Regions from separate parts of the Homo sapiens genome. Here region 2 is linked to region 1. A link is a loop called in an ENCODE intact Hi-C map of the cell type or tissue named here. Cell type or tissue: pancreas. All regions are shown on one strand. Each heading gives the region's core, and the rest is flanking DNA. Links, peaks and the distances in the headings are about the cores only.

Evidence for each region. Peaks named below come from ENCODE experiments on the same cell type or tissue, not always from the same donor. Only the 100,000 strongest peaks of a DNase experiment are listed, where the experiment ranks them.
Region 2: it touches region 1 in a loop (2.4-fold over the local background); 103 of 110 quality-filtered maps call a loop at or near these places.

What each region holds. Positions count from the first base shown.
Region 1 is chr10:103,835,032-103,846,528 of GRCh38, reverse strand. All of the region lies in intron 1 of SH3PXD2A (SH3 and PX domains 2A), which reads left to right. Among named protein-coding and RNA genes, the nearest start is that of SH3PXD2A, 15 kb to the left of the region's middle. RefSeq lists enhancers at 10,762-11,317, 11,318-11,497. In pancreas, for the core only: no CTCF peak of the experiment used is centred there; DNase peaks (open chromatin) are centred at 2,225 and 5,928; H3K27ac peaks cover 4,090 bases.
Region 2 is chr10:103,718,320-103,729,816 of GRCh38, reverse strand. It overlaps SH3PXD2A (SH3 and PX domains 2A), which reads left to right. Exons shown (of 15, transcript NM_001394015.1): 5 at 5,456-5,547. Among named protein-coding and RNA genes, the nearest start is that of SH3PXD2A-AS1, 23 kb to the left of the region's middle. RefSeq lists an enhancer at 6,735-7,236. In pancreas, for the core only: no CTCF peak of the experiment used is centred there; no DNase peak of the experiment used is centred there.

The DNA.
Region 1 (11,497 bases), core at 1,420-9,419:
ATGCTATACAAAGTGAGTTGTTCCTGACCCCAGGGAATTTTTAAACAAGGTTCACCTGCCCAGCCACCTCTCCTGAGAAGCCTCATAGACAGAGTCGACTCAGGAGTACTTAGGCTCTTAGTGAAGATCTCTTCTAGAAAACGGCCTCTGGTTTTCCTTCTTTCCAAACCAATCATTTTTTTGTGAACAGGAAAAGACAGAGTTATTCCCAGTCCCATCTCTCCCTGCTGTTACCTGAGCGGAGGAAGTGATATCTAAGTGGCTGAGTTAGCAAAGGGGAAACAGCTGTGGTTTCTGCCACTCCACTGGGCTGCTTTCTCTGTCCCTGTGCTGTCATTTCCCTTTGGCTGGCGAGGAAGCCACCCTCCCCAAGCCTGGGCGGAGGCCCATGGCTGGGTCGGGGTAGACTCTGTGTGTGTGTGTCAATGCAGCATAAATTATGCAGTGGGGCGGGTGGGACAATTTAGCCTGTTTCTGGGATCCCTGGAGCATGAACTTTAGACCTGTTGGAAACTGATCACTCTTACCTGATCTGACCACAACTTCAGGGAGTCAGGAATGGAAGTAATGCCCCATGTTGAGAATGAACTTGCAGGGTGTACCAGGTGGGGTAGGGATTGATGGAGTGTGGGCTGGTTTGCACTTTTGCCTATCACTGTGTGGTCCCTGATGGAGAACCTACGTTGTTTTCCTTTTTTGAGGCGTACTCTCACTAAAGGAGACCTTGGCACGTATTGTATCACCATCATCATCATAGAGCTGTTACAGGAAAGGGGTCCCGATCCAGACCCCCAGAGAGGGTTCTTGGATCTCCAGCAAGAAAGAATTCAGGGCAAGTCCATAGAGTAAAGTGAAGGCAAGTTTATTAAGAAAGTAAAGGAATAAAAGAATGGCTGCTCCATAGACAGAGCAGCCCCGAGGGCCACTGGTTACCCATTTTTATGGTTATTTCCTGATGATATGCTAAACCAGGGGTGTATTATTCATGCTTCCTCTTGTGAGACCATATAGGGTAACTTCCTGACATTGCCATGGCATTTGTAAACTGTCATGGTGCTGGTGGGAGTATAGCAGTCAGGATGACCAGAGGTCACTCTCGTTGCCATCTTGGTTTTGGTGGGTTTTAGCCGTCTTCTTTACTGCATGCTGTTTTCCCTTTTTTTCTTTTTCTTTTTCTTTTTTCTTTTTTTTTTTTTTTGAGATGAAGTCTCGCTCTGTCGTCCAGGCTGGAGTGCAGAGGCGCAATCTTGGCTCACTGCAACGTCCACTTCCTGGGTTCAAGTGATTCTCGTGCCTCGGCTTCCCGAGTAGCTGGTATTACAGGCGCACACCACCATGCCCGGCTAATTTTTTGTTTTTTTTTTTTTGGTGGAGATGGGGTTTCACAGTGTTGGCCAGGCTGATCTCGAACTCCTGACCTCAGGTGATCTGCCTGGCTCAGCCTCCCAAAGTTCTGGGATTACAGGTGTGAGCCACCACGCCCAGCCTACTGCATACTATTTTATCAGCAAGGTCTTTATGACCTGTATCTTCTGCTGACCTCCTGTCTCATTCTGTGACTTAGAATGGCTAAACATCTGGGAATGCAGCCCAGTAGGTTTCAGCCTTGTTTTACCCAGCCCTTATTCAAGATGGAGTTGCTCTGGTTCACATGCCTCTGACACAGCTACCACATATTGAATTCCCATTTTGTGCCAGGCATTGCATGGCCTTTGATTTATAACCTCTGGCCCCAGGGTGGCCATGAAGGTATGCATTTTTAACCCCATTTGACTCATATGGAACCTGAGGTTTGGAGAGTGCAGGTAGCATTGTTAAGAAAGCACAAACCCAGGCAGATGTGACCTCCCTCCCCTTCCCCAGCCTGCGCCTGGTTCTACACCATCACTGTGTCTTACACACTTGGTCCCTTTTCAGGGCACCCAGGGCTACAGGGGCTTCTGTGAGAAGGTGCTCCTCATGGGGAACTTGCCCTGGTTGCTTTTGCCCATCTAAGTGTTCAGAGCATATAGGGATTGTCCCTGTCCTTTGAAGTGACTGCTTTGTAAACTCTTTCATGATAGGCCCAATTCTGACCCAGCGTTATCCCATTTCCTGATGGCCCAGACCCAAAAGGCTATTTTAAGGGACTTGCCTGTGTGGGAGAATTTCTCTCTGTAACAACAGAGGAGGAGGCCTGGCCGGCCTGGCATGGGGCTGGCAGTGGAGCTCCGAGAGGGTGAAACTCTGTCCTGAATTCTGCCTCCTGGGCTGGAACAGATTAGTTGAGCCCTCAGCGCAGTGCCTGGCACCCAGAAGGGATAGAATCACTTCTTGATGAGTGTGAGATTCCCAGAGGTGGCAGCCCAGGGATTTCTGCTGGTCAGAGCCTCAGTGGGCTGGCAAACTGATGCTTCTCTTGCAGAGTTAAGGTCCGTAATAGAACAATGTCTGCACTTTGGTCTCAAGCTGGGATTAATTACTGACTTTAGTCATCACTCATTGGCAACTTGAAGCAAGCAGCCTCATGTTTTTTGTTATTTCTGAACGTGGCAGCTCCCAGGCAGGGGAAGTGGGGATGTCAGGTTAGAGAATGTATGGGTGGAGTCCATTTTAGATGCAGGCACTTGTCTCATTTAATCCCCACAGCAAACCCTGGTCATCATCTGTGTTTTATAGGGGAGGAAACTGAGGCTCAGGGAGGTGCAGCATCTTGCCCCATCACTGGCAGCAACAGTGGGAGCCAGGGTTGCATCCCAGATCTCTTCAGGAACAAAGCCCGACGGCTTTATCTGACAGCTTCCCTAGGGGATGGGGAGCTAGGGAGCTCGTCACATAGGTCCTGGATAAAACCCCAAAGGGCTGAATTAAACCCCAGGTCACCTGCCCATGTGACCCTCCCTCTGAGCCCCTCCCTGAAAACATGATGTGGTTGGAGCGGATGTTAAGATATGATAACAAGCTTGCTATAGGAACAGATCTGTGCCAAGGTCTGGCCTCTATTTGCAGGTTCAAATTTGTATTCCCCTTGAACTCTTGCCCAGGGCCACTTTTGAAGGCCTGGCCCTTCAGAGGGTTCAGCTGCCAGTCTCCACATCCTCCTCTTGGGGATGGTGGATAGCATGGCACTGTGGTAGGGAGCATGGAGGAGTTTAAGTTCCTGGTATTTTCAGCCCCATGCTTGCTTAGGCAAAACCAGGCTCTGGAAACCAGAGTAAGCACTAAGAGAGGGACTTGGGTGCCAGCAGTTGGAAGTTGAGGGCAAGAGGATAGGGGCAGAGCATCGGCAGCTGCTGTCATGGGCTGTGGCTCTGAAGCTGGCTATGAATCACAGCCCTGCCACTCATTAGCTTGTTTCACTTGGCCAAGTTTCTTCACCTCCTGGGCCTCAGTTTCCTAAGTAAAATGGGTATAATAATACTACTACCTAACCCATATGGTTGTTACTCATATGATAACTGTTCCATAAACGGCACTATTGCTATCACCAGCGTTATCATCCTTCTTGATTTTGCTCAGTTTCTGCCATCTCCTGGAAGCTTCCCTGACCTCTCATCTTAAAATGACATTTCCAGTCTACGAATTTTTATAATGTTAACTGTTTTACCTCTCATTTAACACTTACCAAGAATGACCTTGGATTGTTCAGCCTTTGGCAAGCTGATACTTACTCATATTCATTCATTCATTGTTTCATTCAGTCAATATTTGAATGTTTACTATGTGTCAAGCGCTGGGAACACAGCAGGGCAGATAAAAATCCCTGCCCGTTTAGAGCTTACATTCTGGTGTGGGAAAGGAAACAATAAACAAACAAATGACACCCTGTCATTTGCAGCAACGTGGATGGAACTGGAGGTCATTATGTTAAGTGAAATAAGCCAGGTGCGGAAAGACGGAAAGACGAATATTGCTGTCCTCACTCATAGGTGAGAGCTAAAAAGAGTAGATCTCACAGAGGTAGTGAAGAGTAGAATGGCGGCTACCAGAGGCCAGGTGGGAGGAATAAAGAGAGGTTGATTAATGAATACAAAAATACAGTTGGGTAGAAATAATACGTTTTAGTATTTGATAGTACAGTAAGGAAATTGTAGTTAACAATAATCTATTGCATATTTTACAGTAACTAGAAGAACTGGAATGTTCCCAGTACAAATAAAAGATAAGTGTTTGAGGTGATGGATATCCCCATGACCCCGATTTGATTATTACACATTGTATACAGGTATCAAATTATCACAGGTACCCCCAAAATTTGTATAACTATTATATATCATTTAAAAATAAGAATACAATAACAAAATAGGTCAAAAACATAGTGTATGAGATGGGGGTTGAATGGCGTAGGGAAAACTAAAGCCAGGTGAGGGAGACAGGCATGTTGGTGATGGTGGGAGTTGCTGTGCTTTTTTTTTTTTTTTTTTTGAGACGGAGTCTCGCTCTGTCGCCCAGGCTGCAGTGTAGTGGTGCGATCTCGGCTCACTGCAAGCTCCACCTCCCGGGTTCACGCCATTCTCCTGCCTCAGCCTCCCGAGTAGCTGGGACTACAGGCACCCGCCACCACACCCAGCTAATTTTTTTGTATTTTTAGTGGAGACAGGATTTCACCATGTTGGCCAGGATGGTCTTGATCTCCTGACCTCGTGATCCACCCGTCTCGGCCTCCCAGAGTGCTGGGATTACAGGCGTGAGCCACTGCACCCGGCCTTGCTGTGCTATTTTATAGAGGGTGGCCAAGGACAGCCCCACTGTAGAGGTGGCTTTTGAGTAAGACTTGAGGGAGGTGAGGAAGTGAGCCCTGTGGCTATCTGGGGGAAAGTGGTTGAGGGAGAGGGAACAACAGGTGCCAAGGCCCCGAGGTGGCTGGTGTGGCCTGAGTGGAGTGAGAGAGGGGAGAGCAGCAGGTCATGGGGTCAGATAGGGAAAAGGGTCACGTTGAGCCTTGTATCCCTCCCCACCCTGCACAGCATGCTCTGCTCAGCAGTGAGGCCTCATGATGACCTAATGGAGACTGAAACTGGCCAAAACACTGCCAGAGAGGTGGCTTCAAGGACTGCTTGGGGTTTGACCCTGACCCCCTTTAAAAGAGACCTCCTGGGGAAACACAGTCTCCATCAGCAGCGTCATGGGTAGGAACTCCAGGGCCCCAAAGGCAGGGTACACACCAGGAAGCTTCACTGGCTGAACATTATTTTTGTGCCTACTGTGTGCAAGGTGCTGTGTTGAAAGCAGTGCTCCAGCTGGGAGCCAGGAGGCAGGTAGGGGCGTGAATTCCTGCAAAAGCAGCGACCACATCCTTTCATCTTTAACGCCCCCTCCTCATGCTAGCAGAGGGTCTGGATCATGGTGCGTCCTGGATCAGTGTGATAAATCCCTGGACAAAGGCTTCATTCTACTAAAGCCCCTTCCCCTCCGACCTCATACTCCTATTTTTACTGAAGCTTCTAACTTACAGTTGCTGAAGTTAGTTGTTAGAAACTCAAAACACATGTTCCTATCAGTATTGTATCGTAAATGGTGTTAAGATTCTCAAGTCAGCCCACCAAAACTTTTCTCATCCTCAGAGTAGATTTGTATCCCTGACAACCAGATATCTCTAGTTCACCTACAGCATAGGCTAACCTGGGAGCCTAAATGCTGTGTGTAACATCCAGGGAAACTGTCTTCCATTGTTCACAGTGAGAAGGAAACCCTAAGGCTACATAACAATAACAACCGTAACAACAGCAGCATGAACGATGTGCCCGCCACTAAGCACATCACTCATTTAATCCTTGCAACAGACTATGAGAAAAGCACTATTATGGTCCTTCCATTACTCAGAGAGAACAGAGGCAGAGAGAGATGCATGAGATGCATTTACCAATGGTCACAAGCTAGGAAGGGGCAGAGCCGGGTTCAGAGCCAGGCAGCGGGACTCCAGAGTCCTTCGCGAAACCTCTTGTTTCCTGGCCTTCCGGGAATCCCGCCAGCCAGCCTTGCTGCAGCCCAGGGTGGCTGTCTGTAGACCTTACGTTCAGGACACTTGTCATTAGGTGTTAACAAGTGTCAGGGTGAGGGAACAAAAGCCACGGGTGGCCAGTATGAGCAGTTTCTCTTTCTTCTCCCAGACAGGAAAAACCATTTGTTTCTGGAACCTGACACTGCAGGGGGTGGGCTTGGTGTATGTGGCCGCCTTCCTGGGCCATTTACAAGTGCAGCACATGGGTCTGGGGAGGGGGCTGGGCCGGGGTGGCGATGTGTTTATTGGTGGAAGCTAGATTAGGGTGTCTGGCAAGATGTTTTTGACACCTAGACCATTCCACTCAGTGAAACCCAACAGGTGGCCAGGCTGTTGCTTTAGCTGGAAGCGGGGCAACCTCCCCGCCCTGCCCTGTTCAGTTTATTGTTGGAATGAGATGGGTCCTAACCAGTCCTTCCTCTCTTCCCTGGCCCCAAAATAAACAGCAGCTGTTGTTGGCGCCATCATTTCTGCCTCTGCCAGTCTGTCAGCAGCGCTGGGCTCTTGCCTGGCCTTGCCCTTTTTGATTTGATGGCACTGGGCGTTGGGAGCCCTTTACCTTTGCCCTACGGAGCCTGCCCTGCTGACCAGCTGGTGTGCCCTAACATGCCCTCTCCCAGGCCTGGTGGCTGCCCACTGGCACTGTCCTCTCCGGCCCTGTAGTGAGGCATGTGTGCATGGCGGTTGCAAACTCGGACTCCAGAATCTGACATCCATTTGCCCCCTGGTTCGGCTGCTTAGTTGGTGACTTTGGGGAGGTAGTTTAATGCTGAGCCTCAATTTCCTTCTCTGTAAGGGCAGCTGTTAGTATCTGTATCATGGGATGTTGTGGAGATTATGTTGAGGCAGCCAGTGGGAGGCCGACTGCCTGACGGGAATCCCAGCCTTGCCACTCAGGGGCTGCGTGGCCTCTGGGGAGGGGCTGCGTGGCCTTGGGGGTGGGGCTGTGTGGGCTTGGGGGAGGGGCTGTGTGGCCTTGGGGGAGGGGCTGCAGCTTTCTGCACCTCGGTTTTCTCATCTGTAAAACGTTGATAATAAAAGCATCTCTCAGGCTGGTGATGAGGATGGCACGGGTTAATTAACGTAAAACAGAAAACACTCAAAACACTGCCAGGCACAGAGCAAGAGCTCAGTGACTGGAATAGCATATGCTCTCCGTCAGAGAAGGCGGAGCATCCCCTGAAAGAATCCTTCGCATGTGCATGTTCAGAGCTGACACAATTGCTGTTCTCCTGACCTGACTTTTGGGTCTGTACTACCGAGCTAATTTGCTTGGCCTCGTGTCGAACCTGTGATTAGAACTTCCACTTCAGGGTGTAGGGGTGTTGGTGGAACTAGTGATGAAGGAGGCTGGAGGCATGAAAAAAGAGAGTTGGGATTTCTATTCTACTTGCTAGTGGTTCTGCTGATGTAATGTAAGAAATGGAAAGAAGATTATGTCCACAGCCAAGGGCCGCCTTCAGAGCTGGTGAGCAGATCCCACGCGGGGTTGACCATTTATCTGTGCTGATGTGCACGCCCCAAGACGTTCTTCTAGGTCTGTATGTATGTTGATGTTCTGGACACCCTCCCTGTGGGCTGGCAGCTGGGGCCAGCTCATTTTGGCCTCTTCCTGGCTCTGTGCTCTGGGAAACTCTTGCTGTCTTTGGCTTTTCCTTGCTTTTTCTCTCCATTTTGGAAAGATTGTACTGGGAACCCCCATTAGAACATCCAAATGGAAAAATCTTTATTCTCAAAAAGAAAAAAAAGTCATTGGCCCTGATTGTGTTGGGCCACAGTGCCAGATGCCGCCGTGGGCACACCGATGCCTGGTAAAGATCCCCCACTTAGGACCGAGCTGTTACACGGTCTCCCCAGGAGCCTGGTCCTGTAGGAGAGGTGGCTGCCTGTGCTGTTTTGCCTCCCTGGCCTTTGGCAGTCCTTGTCCAAGGAGAGAGGGCAATGGTAGCTCCATTCCCAACATTTGGGGTGCTGCCTTCTGACACATTAGTGAAGAGAATGGTCTGAACCTTAGAGAGGAAAGCAGCAAAGTAGTTCAGAGAGGGGGTTCTGAAACCAGACTGCCTGAGTTCAAATTTCAGCTGTGCCATTTATTGCTGTGTGGCCTTGGGTGAGTCACTTACCCCCTCAGTGCTTGGATTTCCTCTTCCGTTAATATGAGGATAATAGTACCTTCCCCATAGGGTCGTTAGGAGGATTAAATGCCGATGATGGCAAAAGCCCTGCTAAGGTGCCTGGTGCAGAGTTAGTGCTCCATGTTGCTGCCATGATTTGCACCCACACCGCAGGTGAGTCTGCTTCCCATCAGCCCAGAGCCCCTGGGGCCTGACAGGTATATATTTAGAGCCCTTGAGAGGGCCACATGGTGTTTGTGACAGAGGTGTCTTGGATGGAACCTGTGGCATGTTCTAGAGGAAGGGCGAGTGTAAAGATTCAGGCCAGCAGGGGATTTCCTAGCTGAGTTCTGTGAGGAGTCCTTCACCCTGGGGGCTCAGTTTCCGCAGCTAACCATGCCCATGCCTCCCTTGTTGGTTGGCTGCAGAATCAGAGACACCATGAGGCATCCGGTAGTCACTTTCCTTCACGGTGGCTGTTCAAACAGCTGTGAGGCTTGGCGAGGGCCCCAAGAGGCGGCTCAGTGGGCTCTGGCCTTTCCCACTCTTTCCTGCACTCTCCTCTCGAGAGCAGCCCTGAGTTGTGCAGGGCTGTGGGTGCAGCAGGTGACGGTGTCTTCTGCAGGTACTGTGTGTGTCCTAGTTTGCAGAGCTCCTCACATCCACAACTTCTCTGAGGGGTGCTGCTGGGAAGTGCTACAGTTCTCCTGCCTATTTCACAGACAAGGAAAGGCTCAGAGAGGGTCCGTGACTCCTGGAAATATGGTGGGCACTGTTGATGCCTGCCCCACGTCCCCTGGGCTCACCTGAGTTCACCTGCAGTGCCCCAGCTGTGGCATCCAGCACACTGACAGCTCCCCACCTCACCTGTCTGTGTGAGCACTCCCTCCTGGGCCATGGCCCCAGGGAAGCTTGCTCTGCCCAAGTGGGTGCACCTGAGAAAGACTTGGGGAAGGTAGGGGGCTAATTGTCATCCCTGGAACCCACCCTCAAGTGGTGGGGAATGGGAGTTATCAGCCTGGATCCAAGGCCTTGTCTTAGGGTCGGCTTCAGGAAGAACCCAACTAGGATAGCAAACTTCTCCTGCTAGCAAGTGGTAGAGCTAGGACTGAAAACCTCTGTCTGGGACTCCCAGGTCCCCACACCAGGCTGCCTGTCCGGTGGTGCCTGTCTGGAGGTTTATGGGTTTCTCGTTAGAGAGGAGTCAGATAAGAAACTTGTTTGATGAGGTCTTCTTGATAATAAGAGGGCAATTTCCTGAGTAGGTAAAAGAATAGAGGGCTGAAGAATACTTGATAAGTACAACAGCTTCTAGGGGCCCACCAGGGAGGAGCTCAGTCAGTGCAAACACGATAGGCGGGCCTTGGAAACAAGGGAACCCGGCCTTATGTAGACTTGCCTCAGGAAACAAACGAGAGACTTAGGGATAATAGAAATCTAATATCTTCATCCGTCACTCATCAGGCTGGGAGGAGCAGCATCAGTAAGTGTCTAAGGAAACGGAGAGGGGCTGCCGGCTCCTGTGCCCAGGTGCAAGGTGACATATATGAGCAAGACGCTCTGCTTGTTTGTAGTAAAATTCCCTCTGTAAAATCGGGCTAGTTGGCAGAGCATTGGACATTATGAACATGAAAGCTTCTTGTGATGGTGTTTCAAATTGTGGAGACACTAGTGTGTTTTTAGAGATGGTGAGAACATCTTTAAGAAAACAAAGGGAGAAAAGAAGGGGTGTGTGTGTGTGTGTGTGTGTGTACATGTCTGTGAGTGTGGAGTGTGTGTGCACTCGTGTGTTGGGGAATGTTGCATGTGTATGGACATGTCTGTGTGGGGGTTTGAGTGTGGACTGTGTGTGTTGGATGTGTTGTGTGTGTATGGATGTGTCTGTATATGAGTTTGAAGGTGGAATGTGTGTATTGGGGGATGTGCTGTGTGTGTATGGATGTGTCTGTGTGTGAGTTTGTGGAGTGTGTGTGTTAGGGGATGTGTTATGTGTGTATGGATGTGTCTGTGTGTGGGTTTGAGTGTGGAATGTGTGTGTTGGGGATGTATTGTGTGTGTATGGACATGTCTGTGTGTAGCTGTGAGTGCAGTGTGTGTGTGCATGTGTGTGCTGGAGGATGTGTGTGTGTGTAATAAAAGCTGTTGGCATATTCCTGGGGCAATCTTTTATCCTTGAGAGCCCCCTATGATCAGGCTAGGGGGTCCAAGAATACTTAGATTTTAGTATAAAAGGGTCTCATAGATCTTTGCATATACTTACAATAACCACCTTTGATCTTTTCCTCCATTGCCTCTTTGGTGCCAGGCAGGTGCCCATAGACCTCATTTCATGCTCTCAAAAGAGACTGTGTTTCTCCCCTTTATAGATAAGGGGCCTGAGAATCAGAAAGGCTGAGTCACTCACTCAAGGTAACACAACTAGGAAGACGCGGTACTGGGATTTGACCAGCCTTTAGTCCATCCTTTGCTGGTTCCTCGTCCAGTGAAGGGGGAGCTTGGTGAGATTCAGCCAAGCCTTTGCTCATGCTGAAAGGGGCCTCCCTCTCCACTTGGGGCACTTGCTCTAGAAACGTGATTTCTGGCTTCAGTGAAGGCCAAGGAGGAAGTATAGGGAGCAGAAGGCTCTGAGGCCTGGCTGCATGAACTATAGAGTGGTGCAGGTGTGCTGTGAGGACCTGCTTCAGGGAAAAGTTGTTGTGACCCAGAGGAGGGTAGAGCTGCACGGGAGACTGGAAAATCAGCGAAGACTTGGTGAGGGGTTGGGGGGGCGGCCAAAAGACCAGGACGTCCTTGAGTTCACCCCCCTGGGCCTCCAGGAGAAGAGACTGTAGAAAATTCTAGCTGGGTAAAGAACTTTATGTCTAGTTTTCATACCCTGTGAGCATCTGTCAACCTGTTTGTTTACATGGTCTGATTTCTCCACCGTGTGGAGATTCCATATCCAGGTGTGTGAGGATGGGGCAATGCAGATCCATCGTTGTCTGCTAAGCGATTTCACTTCGAATAAGGGAATGGCAGAGAAACAGACCTTCCCAGTCTGGATTCCTGGAAGGGATCGCGGGTGGACATTTCGTCATTGTGAGTTCTTGGCAGACAGAGGCAATGGGGCCACCCGAGTTGCCTGGCTGCTCCCACCCCTGCGAGCTCACGTCAGAGCAGTGGGAAATCCCACGGAAGCTGCAATCCCAGATGCAAGTCTGCATGGGGCATTTGGGATTTACTCCCAGCCTGGGCCTTTCGTACCCTTTGGTTTCCAGAGCTGCTGGGAGAGGGCTTCCTGGTACCTAGCCAGCTTGTGACTCCAAACAACTGCTTGAAAGCAGACAGCTTCTGCCAGTGTCCCCAAGAACCTTAAAGGGCCACCTCTGCCCCACCTGTGTGCTCCAACATCAGCCAAGTCTGG
Region 2 (11,497 bases), core at 1,582-9,581, 120 kb after region 1:
AAACTGGCAGGGCTAGCTGATGGCAAAACCTGAATGGCTCTTCAGCACCTCATTACCAGTCCCCGCGACCCAGTTACCCACTACCCCAGCCCCTTCCTGCATGCCATTTCTGCAGATCTGCTCTCAGCCAGCTCACTGACCCCTGGTTTACAGAATGGCAGGGTTGGAGGGGGACTGAGGCCAGCTCAGCTGACATTCTCCAGGGACCTGCATAGTTCCAGCAGCCCCGCAGGGCAATGCTTCCTCCCACTTGCCCCAGAACCTGAGGGCTAGAAAGTCGTACTCATTTCAGCCCTTCTCCAACCTGAGGCCTTCGGAACCCTCTGAGCTCACCTGAGCTCTATTAGAAAGTCTCAATCAGATTGATTGATAGATCAGACAAATGAATTCACTGGTGATGGTGCTGTTTAGTTAGAGCTATTAACAGTTAGAGCTGGAAGAAACTTCAGAATGTCTTGAACCTGGATTTGCCTCAGCTGTGTTCCACAGGGCGTCACTAGGAGTTGTCTGGAAAATCAGCACCGCAGTCAAATACCTGTGGGTAAAGCTAGAGGCAGGAGGGAGTGGATCAGGGCATAGGCTCTGGACTCAGCCTGATTCAAAATTTTGCTACTTACAGCCGGACGCCATGGCTCATGCCTGTAATCCCAGCACTTTGGGAGGCCGAGGCAGGTGGATCACTTACTTGAGGTCAGGAGTTCGAGATCAGCCTGGCCAACTTGGTGAAACCCCGTCTCTACTAAAAATACAAAAAATTAGCCTGCTGTGGTGGCACGTGCCTGTAAATCCCACCTACTCAGGAGGCTGAGACAGGAGAATCGCTTGAACCCGGCGAGGGGGAGGCTGCAGTGAGCTCAGATCGGGCCATTGCACTCTAGCCTGGGTGACAGAGTGAGACTTTGTCTCAAAAAAAAAAAAACAAACAAACAAACAAAAAAAACAACTCTTTGCTACTTACTAGCTGTGAGGCCTCAGGGAATTATGTAAACTCTCTGTGCTTTAGTTTCTTCTTCTGTAAAACTGAAATCATAGTCATACTGTCCTCTTAGAGTTGATGTGCTGATTAAATGACACAGTCCTACAGGATATTGTTAGTAGTAGTAAATGCTGGCTTGTACAAAGCTCTACAGGTTTCTTTCCTGCAGGATTTCTCAGAGGCTTTGTGATGGTAACAAACATGGTGATCCCCAAGGCCAAGATGGGGGGACCCTCAAGGCAGATTTCACATGTGCTCACAGAGCTCATTTCACCTCATCAGGGAGTTCTTCCATGAGACATACTTCGGGATTCCATTTTATCTTGGAAGAAATGACAACCAGAGAGGTGAAGTGAGCTGCCTAAGGTCACACAGCAAGTATATAACTGCAGAACTGGAACTAGAATTGACTCCTGTCTCCCATTCCAGTGCTCTTTCAAGTGTTCATCACTGCTTTCTCCTAAAGAATGACAATGGCAGCGATGACACTAATGTTATCACGGCTCACATTTACTGAGTGTACTCTTCACCAGCCACTGTGCTCGGCTTCTCATATTCATCTCGCTTAACTTCCTAACAGCTAGGTAGGTGCCACGTCACATCCCAGAGCTCAGAGGGCAGGTAATGCATCCAGCCTCACACAGCCCATAAATGGCAGAGCCAGGACCCAAACCTGCATCTGCCTGCAGCCCTGAGGTCCTGAGGCTCTGAGGCCCTGAGGCTCTGAGGCCCTGACTTTACCACCACGTGGCATACATCATGAATGTCTCATGGCAGAATTTTAGACCTAAGCTGGGGTTGCTAACCCTGATATGCCCATTATCTGGCCCCCTACTCTGCTCTTCTCACAACGGCTGGGCTTGGGGGTGCCCTGGCCCTGGCCATCATCACCAGCCCAGGCTGCGGGGACTCACTGCTCAGCATCACTCTCTCCTGCCAAATGATTTTGGCCAGAGCTGAGCTTTGGCAGCAGCTCTGATGGAAGCTGCTCTGGGCTGAGAGCCTCTTGTCAGCCTGAAATCAGGACGAGCCCTCCACGCGGCTCCCCTCAGGGCTCCCCGTTAAATAAAGATGCTGCGGTTGTTCCACCAAAAGGCCTCTTTGTCTGAGGCCCTCGTGGCCCACGCGTCCTCTGCCTCCGGAATGTGGGTCTCTGTCGGCATGAAGAGCCCCTCTGTTCCCTGCCAGGGCTGGGTGAGCCATGGCTGGCCAGGGTCTGTGCTTAGGGTGAGTGGCAGCACACTGAGCGGGGAGGGCACTAGTGCTGTGGGCCGCTGAAACCCGCCCTCTCCTGCCCTGCGTCCCTCCTTCTCCCTTTCAGGGTGGTCACCCGGCAATGACTTTGCACAGAGCCGGGATCCCTGGTAATGGTTTCCTCCTGCCTTCTGCCCATCCCGACCCCATTGGCACTCTCTCCTGGGGCCCCCTGTCCTCCCTGACTTTCTCTCCCTCCCTCTTGCTCCCTGTCTGTCTCTCTCTTTCCTCAGTTTTTCATTTCCTTTTCCTTCTACCCTTCCCAAGGAGAACACAGCATGGACAGTGTGCGTTAAATGAGAACTTGAATATTCTGGAGGCATGCTCCACCCATCTGACCTTCACAGCTTGGGGCTGGATTCTGCCCCTTTCCTCACTTATGGCTTCACCCCCAGCAGCCTCAGTGTCCCCATCGTATGTGGAGGCAATGATGTCTACCTCCAGGACAAAATGGGGTGACATGTCATTAGATTTGCTCTCTCTCATCCCTGTAAAACCAGGCACAGCCCCATATGCAGCACACACTGCAAAGCCCTCACTGTTTGGTGGATGACTGGAGGAGTCAAGGGGCCAAGGATAGGGCCTGACACATAGCTGCTCATTTAATGTTAATTTTCCTTTTCTGTTTTTTGCCTGTTGATGGAGATGTGTTATTTCAGAGACCCTTGGAGAGCCATGACCCCTGAAAGGAATGACTGAGGGTTACATCATGCTCTCTTATCTGCCATGGTCTGGTCTTACCTCATCTTGCCTGGGTGTGGGTTTGGCATCGAGAAGGGCCCATCTTGATAGGATGCCTGGTGCTAGATGGCACACTTCAATTGTTATCTAACTAGCTCAGAGAATAACTAAACCATTACTTTCCTCTTCCTCAATATTATAATTCTATAGATGCAACCTAAGATTATATGTGGGTTTTTTGCCCCACTATCATGTCCCATAGCTACTGGATATTGGGCTTATAGACATGGAAACCTTCACTACCTTATCCATTTTTCATTCATTTCTTTAAACAAATATAAATCAAGTGCCTGCTCTGTCAGGTACTCTACTAGGATCTGGGGACACAGAAATCAACCAAACAGACTAAAATCGCGCCTGCATGGAGCTTACCTTCCAGTGAGTCTTTCCCACCCTCCGTGGGTGCCTGTGGGCAGGCCACATGTCTCCCTGCACCTCTGTCTCCTCACCCGTAGTATGGGGATGGGAATTGTGCCCTCATGAGGACGACCCTCATGAGAATTTCCTGGAACGACACTCACAGACTTACTGTACTTGGCCCAGGAGCCACTGGATCTAGGCCTTGCATCTGAAGCTGGTCGTGGTGTGTGAGGTTTCAGGAGGCAGGGGTATGGGACAGGGTCCTGTCTTATAGACCAGGTCTCATCAGGAGTTTCTCACAAACCCTGTGTTTGTTGACTCCTCCAGTCCTGGGTTTTCCTGTCTTCTCCTGGCTCTAGCCCTCGGCTCCCTGTCCCCGTCCCTCAGCTCTGCTTTGGTAGTGTTCTCTCCTGTCTGTTTGGACCAGGGGATCCTTCCTTGCCCCAGTATTTCTCCCCATACTAAATTGAGGGGCCCAGAAAACGGGGCTACACCCGGCCTCACCCTACACCCCCAACCCCTCCATGTCGGACTGGGCCAGGTCAGGGTCCTGCGTGCTGGTGTGCAGCATGAACTCTGACTGCCTTCTTTTTATTTTATTTTGTTTTATTTTATTTTATTTATTTTTATTTTTATTTTATTTATTTATATTTTTTTGAGACAGAGTCTTGCTCTGTTGCCCAGGCTGGGGTGCAGTGGCACGATCTTGGCTCACTGCAGCCTCTGCCTCCTGGGTTCAAGCGATTCTCCTCCTGCATCAGCCTCCCGAGTAGCTGGCATTACAGGCGCCCTCCACCACACTGGCTAATTTTTGTATTTTTCGTAGAGACGGGGTTTCTCCATGTTGGCCAGGCTGGTCTCCAACTCCTGACCTCAAGTGATCTGCCCACCTCGGCCTCCCAAAGTGCTGGGATTACCGGCATGAGCCACCACGCCTGGCCTAACTCTGACTACCTCCTGACCTAGTGCCTCACTTTCCAGCTGCAGACTCTCCCCATGCCTGGATGACAGGCTCACAGCTGGCCCACGCACTTGCCATGACTACTGTTTCCCATAGAATGCCCACTCCTCCTCTCTGCTTGTCCAAACCCTGCAAACTCCACAAGCCGTGCTCCTGCCCACTCTTCTAAGAAACCTTTCCACACTCTTCAGTTTACATTGTTTCTCCAGGCATCCTCAGCTTGGCCTAAAACAAGGCCCTGCTAGTCATGCCCCTGCCCACCTCCTATGGCCCCTCTCCCTTGCTCTGGGTCCTCAGGCCGCACTGGCCTTCATTCATCTCCTGAAACCAACATGCTTGATCGCTCCACCTCCACCTTGACCAGTTAATTGTTATCCATCCTTCAGAACTTAGCTTTAAAGAGTCCTTCCTGAAACACTGGCTCCCCATCTTCCACATCTTCTTGGGTTCTATCAAACTCCATCATAGTGCTTTGTTGTCCTTGGCAGCAATTATCAACTTGTCATGAAATAATTAATTTTGTGGTCAGTGTTTAGGGAGTGTGAATGCCTGGTGCAGCTGGAGCGTGGCTAGTGGAAGACAAGGCTGGGAGGACGTGACCTTGGACTGTTAGGTTATGGATCTTGGACTTATTCTGTGTGCAGAAGGGAATTCCCTCAGGGTTCCTGCAGAATGATTAGCTCCTGAGGACCCTAAGACCCAGGGTTCCAGGGTTCAGTGGTCTTTTTTTTTTTGTTTAAGTCAGTTGTTTAGTTGGTTGACTGGCTGGTTGGATGGTTGGTTGGTTGGTTGGTTGGTTGACTGGATGGTTGATGGGTAGGTTGATTGGATAACTGGTTAGGGGTTTTCTTGTTGTTGTCTTGTTGGTTTGTTGATTAATTGGCTGGTTGGTTAGTTGGTCAGTTAGTTGGCTGGCTAGTTAGTTGAGAGAAATGGATAGAAAGAGGGAGGGAAGGAAGGAAGGTTGGTTGTTTGATTCGTTATTTGATTGGTTGATTTGTTGATTAGTTTTCTGGGTGGACAGGTGGGTGGCTGGTTGACCATGTCTTCCATGGCTCAGTTCTTGAGCCTCTCTGTCACTGTTGGTGTAAGGTGACACTGTCTTGGTTTTCCTGTTCCCAAGTTCATCACACCTAATGCCCTTTCTTCCTGTCTCTCCACAGGCACTTGTCCGGCTGCCCCCCCACATCTCACAGTGTGACGAAGTCTTCCGGTTCTTCGAGGCTCGACCCGAGGATGTCAACCCTCCAAAAGAGTAAGTAATAGCTCAGGCCTCTCCTGTGTGCTGGGGAGGCGTGGGCTAAAGCAATGGCCAGCCTGGGGAGGCTGAGGCTGTGGGAACACAAGCAGAAGGTGAGCTAGCAGGGCCAGCCGGGCTAAAGAACAGTGGTCCAAAGGAATGGGGGACATTATTCCCCAGGCTCCTAGTGCCAGAGCCCACTCTTCATTTTCCTTTACCCCAGGGCTGCAGGGAAGAGTGTCTCTGCATTTGTGGAGCAGATTTTCCTACAAACTCTTTCTGGCTCACAGGGTTGTTACAAGGAGCAGATGAGATAACAGAAAATATAATGGTCATGCCATCGAGACCACTCAGGGCTAGCACAGTCCTTGCTCTTCGCTGTTATGGCTGCAGAGGTCCCAGTGTGCACTGCCCAGGATGAAAACTCACCTGCCAAATAACAGCAGTCCTGGGCTGCTACAACAGATTTTATAATCATCATAAAAAATCATAATGAATTTACCCAGTATCTTTTATGTATAGCATTTTATGATAGGCATTACCATATTCAATAGTCCTATTTACAGAGGAGGAAACCATGGCTCGGTGAGGTCAGGTGCTTTTCCCCCAGAGTCATGCAGATGGTTTGATAGGAGACAGGACAAAACCTGAACCTAAGTCTGTGGTTCCTAGTGGCCCAGTGCTGGCTAATGTTTCCATGTTTGGAGAGAAACAGGGAACCATGCAGGTCTTTTTTCTCTCTGAAATTGGGATGCTGTGGGTGGTGGTAAAGATGGCCCACTCAGCCATGCTGGTTTCTCACACCCAGGACCCGACTCCATCCAGATGGCCATGCTCTCTTGCTCAGAGCATTCTGCTCACCTGCAGTCCCCAGCATAGGTTCTCATTGGAGAGAAAAATTCAGCTCCCACCCAGGAGCTGGTGGGCAGAAGGCAGGGAGGGGTGTTGGGTAAGAGAGAGGGTTGGGGAGAGGACTTAAGGGGATGCTGATGAATCAGCTCACTCCATAGCTATCCCCTGGAAGCTTAAAGTACCGGATGGGTGAGAGAGAGGCAGATGGGGTGGCTACTACAGAGGGAAAGGAGAGAGTAGGACACAGGAACCCTCTGGGCCAGGTGGGGAGAGGCAGGGGGAACCTGGTGATGGGGAGGAGAAAGCCTGAAGATGAGGGTGAGCATTGCGTGGCTCTGGAGGTGCCATTCACACTGCACTTTCTGTGAATGTGCCCATGAGGTTGTAGAATATGTGGCCTGCACACCCATACATGGCAGTCCTGCCTAAAGGGACCCTTCTGTCTTCACGCATGCTAAAAGACTAATAGCCTGAAATAGCCTGGGCATTTCGAGGGAGGAAAAAGCAGCTCCGAGGCCCACCTGGCCTAGCAAAGACCATCTTCACTGATGGCTGCCTCAGGCAAGAAACAAGCACTGTGAACCATCAGGAGCTTATCAGTAGCTTGGTTCACAGCGTGAAGCAGTGGAAAGCCACAGGGTATAGGATGCAAAGTATTGAGTTCACGTCCCAGTTCTGCTGCTACTAGCTGTGTAATGTCCAGGCAGATCCCTCGTAACTTCCCCAAGCCTTCCTGTGGTCCCTAGTGGCTCAGTGCTGGCCGAAGTTTCTACATTTAGAGAGAAACAGGGATGAATCTTAAATTCAGCTGATTGAAAAAAAAAAAAAAAAAGCTAGGCATATTGGCTCACACCTGTAATCCCAGCACTTTGAGAAGCCAAGGCAGGTGGATCTCTTGAGCCCAAGAGTTCAAGACCAGTCCTGGCAACACAGTGAGACCTTGTCTCTACAAAAAATTAAAATTTAAAATGTAAAATTTCAGAAGAAAGAATAGCGAGAAATAGGGAACCATCTGTAAAAAGGGAATAGTGATTAAGCCCTGTTTTTGCTACCTCCAAGGGTTATCCATGAAACTCAGATGATGAGAGGTTTGCACCAGGGCTTGTATATTCTTTTTTTTTTTTTTTTTGAGACAGAGTCTCGCTCTGTCACCCAGGCTGGAGTGCAGTGGAGCAATCTCGGTTCACTGCAACTTTTGGCTCCCAGGTTCAAGCAATTCCCTTACCTCAGCCTCCCTGGTAGCTGGGATTACAGGCACATGCTACCATACCTGGCTAATTTTTGTATTTTTAGTAGAGACGGGGTTTCACCATGTTGGCGAGGTTGGTCTCGAACTCCTGAGTTCAAGTGGATCCACCCGCCTCAGCCTCCTAAAGTGCTGGGATTATAGGCATAAGCAACTGCGCCCGGCCAGGGCTTGTATATTCTTATCCCCACATTACAGATTACAAAACAGGAGCTCACAGCTAGAGCGGGAATTTGAACCCAGAACTTCCAGGTTGCAAGCAGAAGCCCACATTCATCTGTTTCTCCCACCTGCTTCACTGGTTTGGGGACTGTGGTCCTGAAGCTCCTCAGGATCTCCTTTCTGTCCCCACCTGTCTGCGCTCCTGCCCCTTCCTTCTTCATCCTTGCCTTGCCTCAGGGCAAGGGAAGGCTCTGAGCCTGGCAGCAGTATCCCTGGGTCCTCACCTGACCCGCCCTTGCCCAGCTGTGATGTTCTCTCCAAGCCTCTCATTTTCTGTCCTTGCATGGGGAGAGAGGAGATGCTCCTCCCTACGTGGGTGGCTGTTGGGATCCCCCGTGATCGTGTGCCTGGCCACGGGGGAAAAGGATCAGGATCGTTGATGGTGGAGGCAGCAGGTGTATCGCCACAAAAGCAGCTGACCCAGCCTGTGATCCATGCCTCCAAACCTGCTCTTTGCCAGTCAGCTGAATCCGTCGGCCTCACTTCATTCATGGCATTAAGTTAGCCTTTTGCCCACCTCTAGGAGGCCCTTGAGGAACAGTGGAAACCAGGCTCAGCAAGACACTTGGCTGTTGGGGAGGCAGCAGGCCATGGCTTTGTGGGGCCAGGCTCTGGGGCCAGGCCCTGCCACTTAAGGCTCAGTGATCTTTGGCCATTTGCTCAATGTCTCTGCATTTCTGTTCCCCTAAAATGAGATAATGCAGAACTCACGAGCTGGTCAAGAGGGTTTACTCAAATAACCCGGCCAGGTGCTACTGGTGCACAGGAAGTGCTCCACACCTGTGTTCATGGAAGGCTGGGGAACAGAATGGAATGTGTGCACGTTCCGTCCCTACCTGACTTTTGCAGGGAGGGGCTGTGAAGCATTTGGCCGCTCCATCACCAGGCCAGCAGGGGTTATCTGCCTCTTTCTTGAGGTGGTATTGGCCACGTGGGCCAGTTCACCACTGGTCTGGCAAGTTATGGGCCTGGGAATAGGAATGCCTCCAGCCCCAAGACAGGTCTGAGGCTCAGGAAGTGAGCTCAGCTGTGGCCAGGCAGTTCTGAGGGGCTCCCCCTCCCCGGGCCCGGCCCTGTCTCTGCTCCGCCTCCAGGACCCACCAAGAGAGACCTGTGTTCCCCTGCAGAGTGTGCCTGCCACAAAAGAGCCAGAGCTTGTCCATGACCCTCGGCTGACAGGCTGCCGACGTGTCAGCCTAGTGCCTGCACCTCCTCCCTCTCCGGCTGTTTGGACCTTTCCAGGCGACTGTGCACCTCCCTTCCCTCCAGCCTAGAACATAAACACGGGATCGAGTAACAGCATATTTTGACTCTGGGGCGACTGTGGAGTGGCTTATCAAATTATCAAAGCCTGTGGATTTAATTGGAATTTTGTAGATAACCCCTGGCTTCTTTCAAGTGTGCTGCTGCAGGGTCCATTGAGAATTCATGGGGGCTGGGGTGGGGGACCGTCTTCCCTTTCCATCTTCCAGAGAAGACAAGGTCTGTCACAGCCCAGACTCAGTGGGGGAGGTGGGCAGCAGGCCTGAGCGCCTCGGCTTTGATCCCAGGCCACTCGCTGGCTTCTGCAGGCGGAGAGCCAGACCCATCTCCGGTCAGTTAGTGGTTGCTCTTCCAGACCACTGGCCCTGCACAGAAAGGATGTTCTTCATGGACACCTTTGATGAGCCTGGCACAGAGCAGCCATGGTGGTTTTGCCTCCTCACACGGAAGGATAATGGGATTTGCGCCCTTATGAAAGAGGCTCCAGCAAGGCCCTTGCCCCTTCCATCATGTGAGGACACAGCATTTGCCCCTTCTGCCATGGCAGGACACAGCTAGAGTGCGCCATCTGTGGGGAACCAGCCTTCACCAGACACCAAATCTGCTGACACCTTGATCTTGGACTTTACAGCCTCCAGAACTGTGAGCAATAAATTTCTGTTTTTAAGAAATTACCTAGTGTGGCCGGGCACGGTGGCTCACGCCTGTAATCCCAGCACTTTGGGAGCCCAAGGCGGGTGGATCACCTGAGGTCAGGACTTTGAAATCAGCCTGGCCAACATGGCAAAACCCCATTTCTGCTAAAAATACAAAAATTAGCCAGGCGTGGTGGCACGTGCCTGTAATCCCAGCTACTTGGGAGGCTGAGACAGGAGAATTGCTTGAACCCAGAAGGTGGAGGTTGCAGTGAGCCGAGATCGCACCACTGCACTCCAGCTGGGTGACAGAGCAAGACTCCATCTCAAAAAAAAAAAAAAAAAGAAAGAAAAAAAAAAAGAAAAAGAAATTACCTAGTGTAAGAAGGTACTCTGTTATAACAGCCTGAACAGACTAAGACGCTTGCTGTGTTTATTGTTGGCCCCTCCCACTAGAACACAGGCTCCAGGAGAGTATGAACTTGTCTTTGTTCTGTTCACAGCTGTATCCCCAGCACCCAGAACAGTGCATGTCCCAGAGCAGGGTCTCAGAGGGTCTCTGTTGGATGAATGATTGTTGTCATTCAGCCCTCACTATGGTCTTACATGGTAAGTACGACTGTGACATGATTTTACCAAGGAGCTGAAGGCTCAGGGACATGAAGCCACTCACCTGAAGTCACCCAACTGGCAGGTGCAGGGCCAAGATCCAAGCCAGGCTGGCTGGCCCCAGACCTACGGTTCTAACCACAGCCCTGACCCAACCCATCACTCAGCTCACACCCACTACGCCTTCCCAACCTCGTCAGCACCCGCTCCCCACCTCCACCCCAGCCAGAGTAGGTGGGTACCGGCCTCAGCCCCTTTGATGTTTTCCTTTGAGGATGGTGTGTGTCAGTCTGTTCAGGCTGCTGGAACAGAGTACCATAGCCTGGGTGGCTTATAAACAACAGAAATAAAATTCTCACAGTTCTTATGAAAGAGGCTGGGAAGTCCTAAACCAAGGCACCAGCAGATTCAGTGTCTGGTGAGGGCCTGCTTCTTGGTTCATAGTCATCTTTACCCTGGTGGACAGGGAAACAAGCTCTCTGGGTTCTCTTTTATAAGGCACTGATCTCATTCATGAGGCTAATGACCATAGCCTAATCAGCTCCTACTATATCACCTTGGGCGTTAGGATTTAACATATGAATTTAGGTGGGACACAAACATTTGGTCCCTAGCAGTGTGTTCTTGGAAAGTCAGCAGTTGAATAGGGGTGTATGTGCGTGTGTGTGTGTGTGTGTGTGTGTGTGTGTGTGTGTGTCCTGATTGGGGGGAGGGAGGGGAGCAGAAAGGGAAAGGAAGAGTGTTTGCCTTATTGTATTGGTCACCTCCTCTGTAGTCTACATCATGCTTATTTAAATATTCATTTAAATATTAGGCCACCCACGAAGGTGATGTTATTATCCCCATTTAGCAGATGGGGAAGCGAAGTTGCTAGCAGTTACCTGACTTCCCCAGGCCATGCAGCCAAGTGGGGAGGCAGGCCTTGGAGCCTGGGTGCAGTTCTGTTAGGCCCCTCCAGCCCCCCAGCCCCCAGCCCTTTGCCCTGCAGTCATAAGGGGTCAATGGGCAGGGGTGGGCAAGAGAAGCTTGATGTAGTTTCTTGGTCTCTCCTGTGTGAATTGCTGGGGAGCCATGTGACAGCTTGGGATGAGGAGACCCTTGGTCACCAAATCCCAAAGAAGGCAGATAAAGACATGCC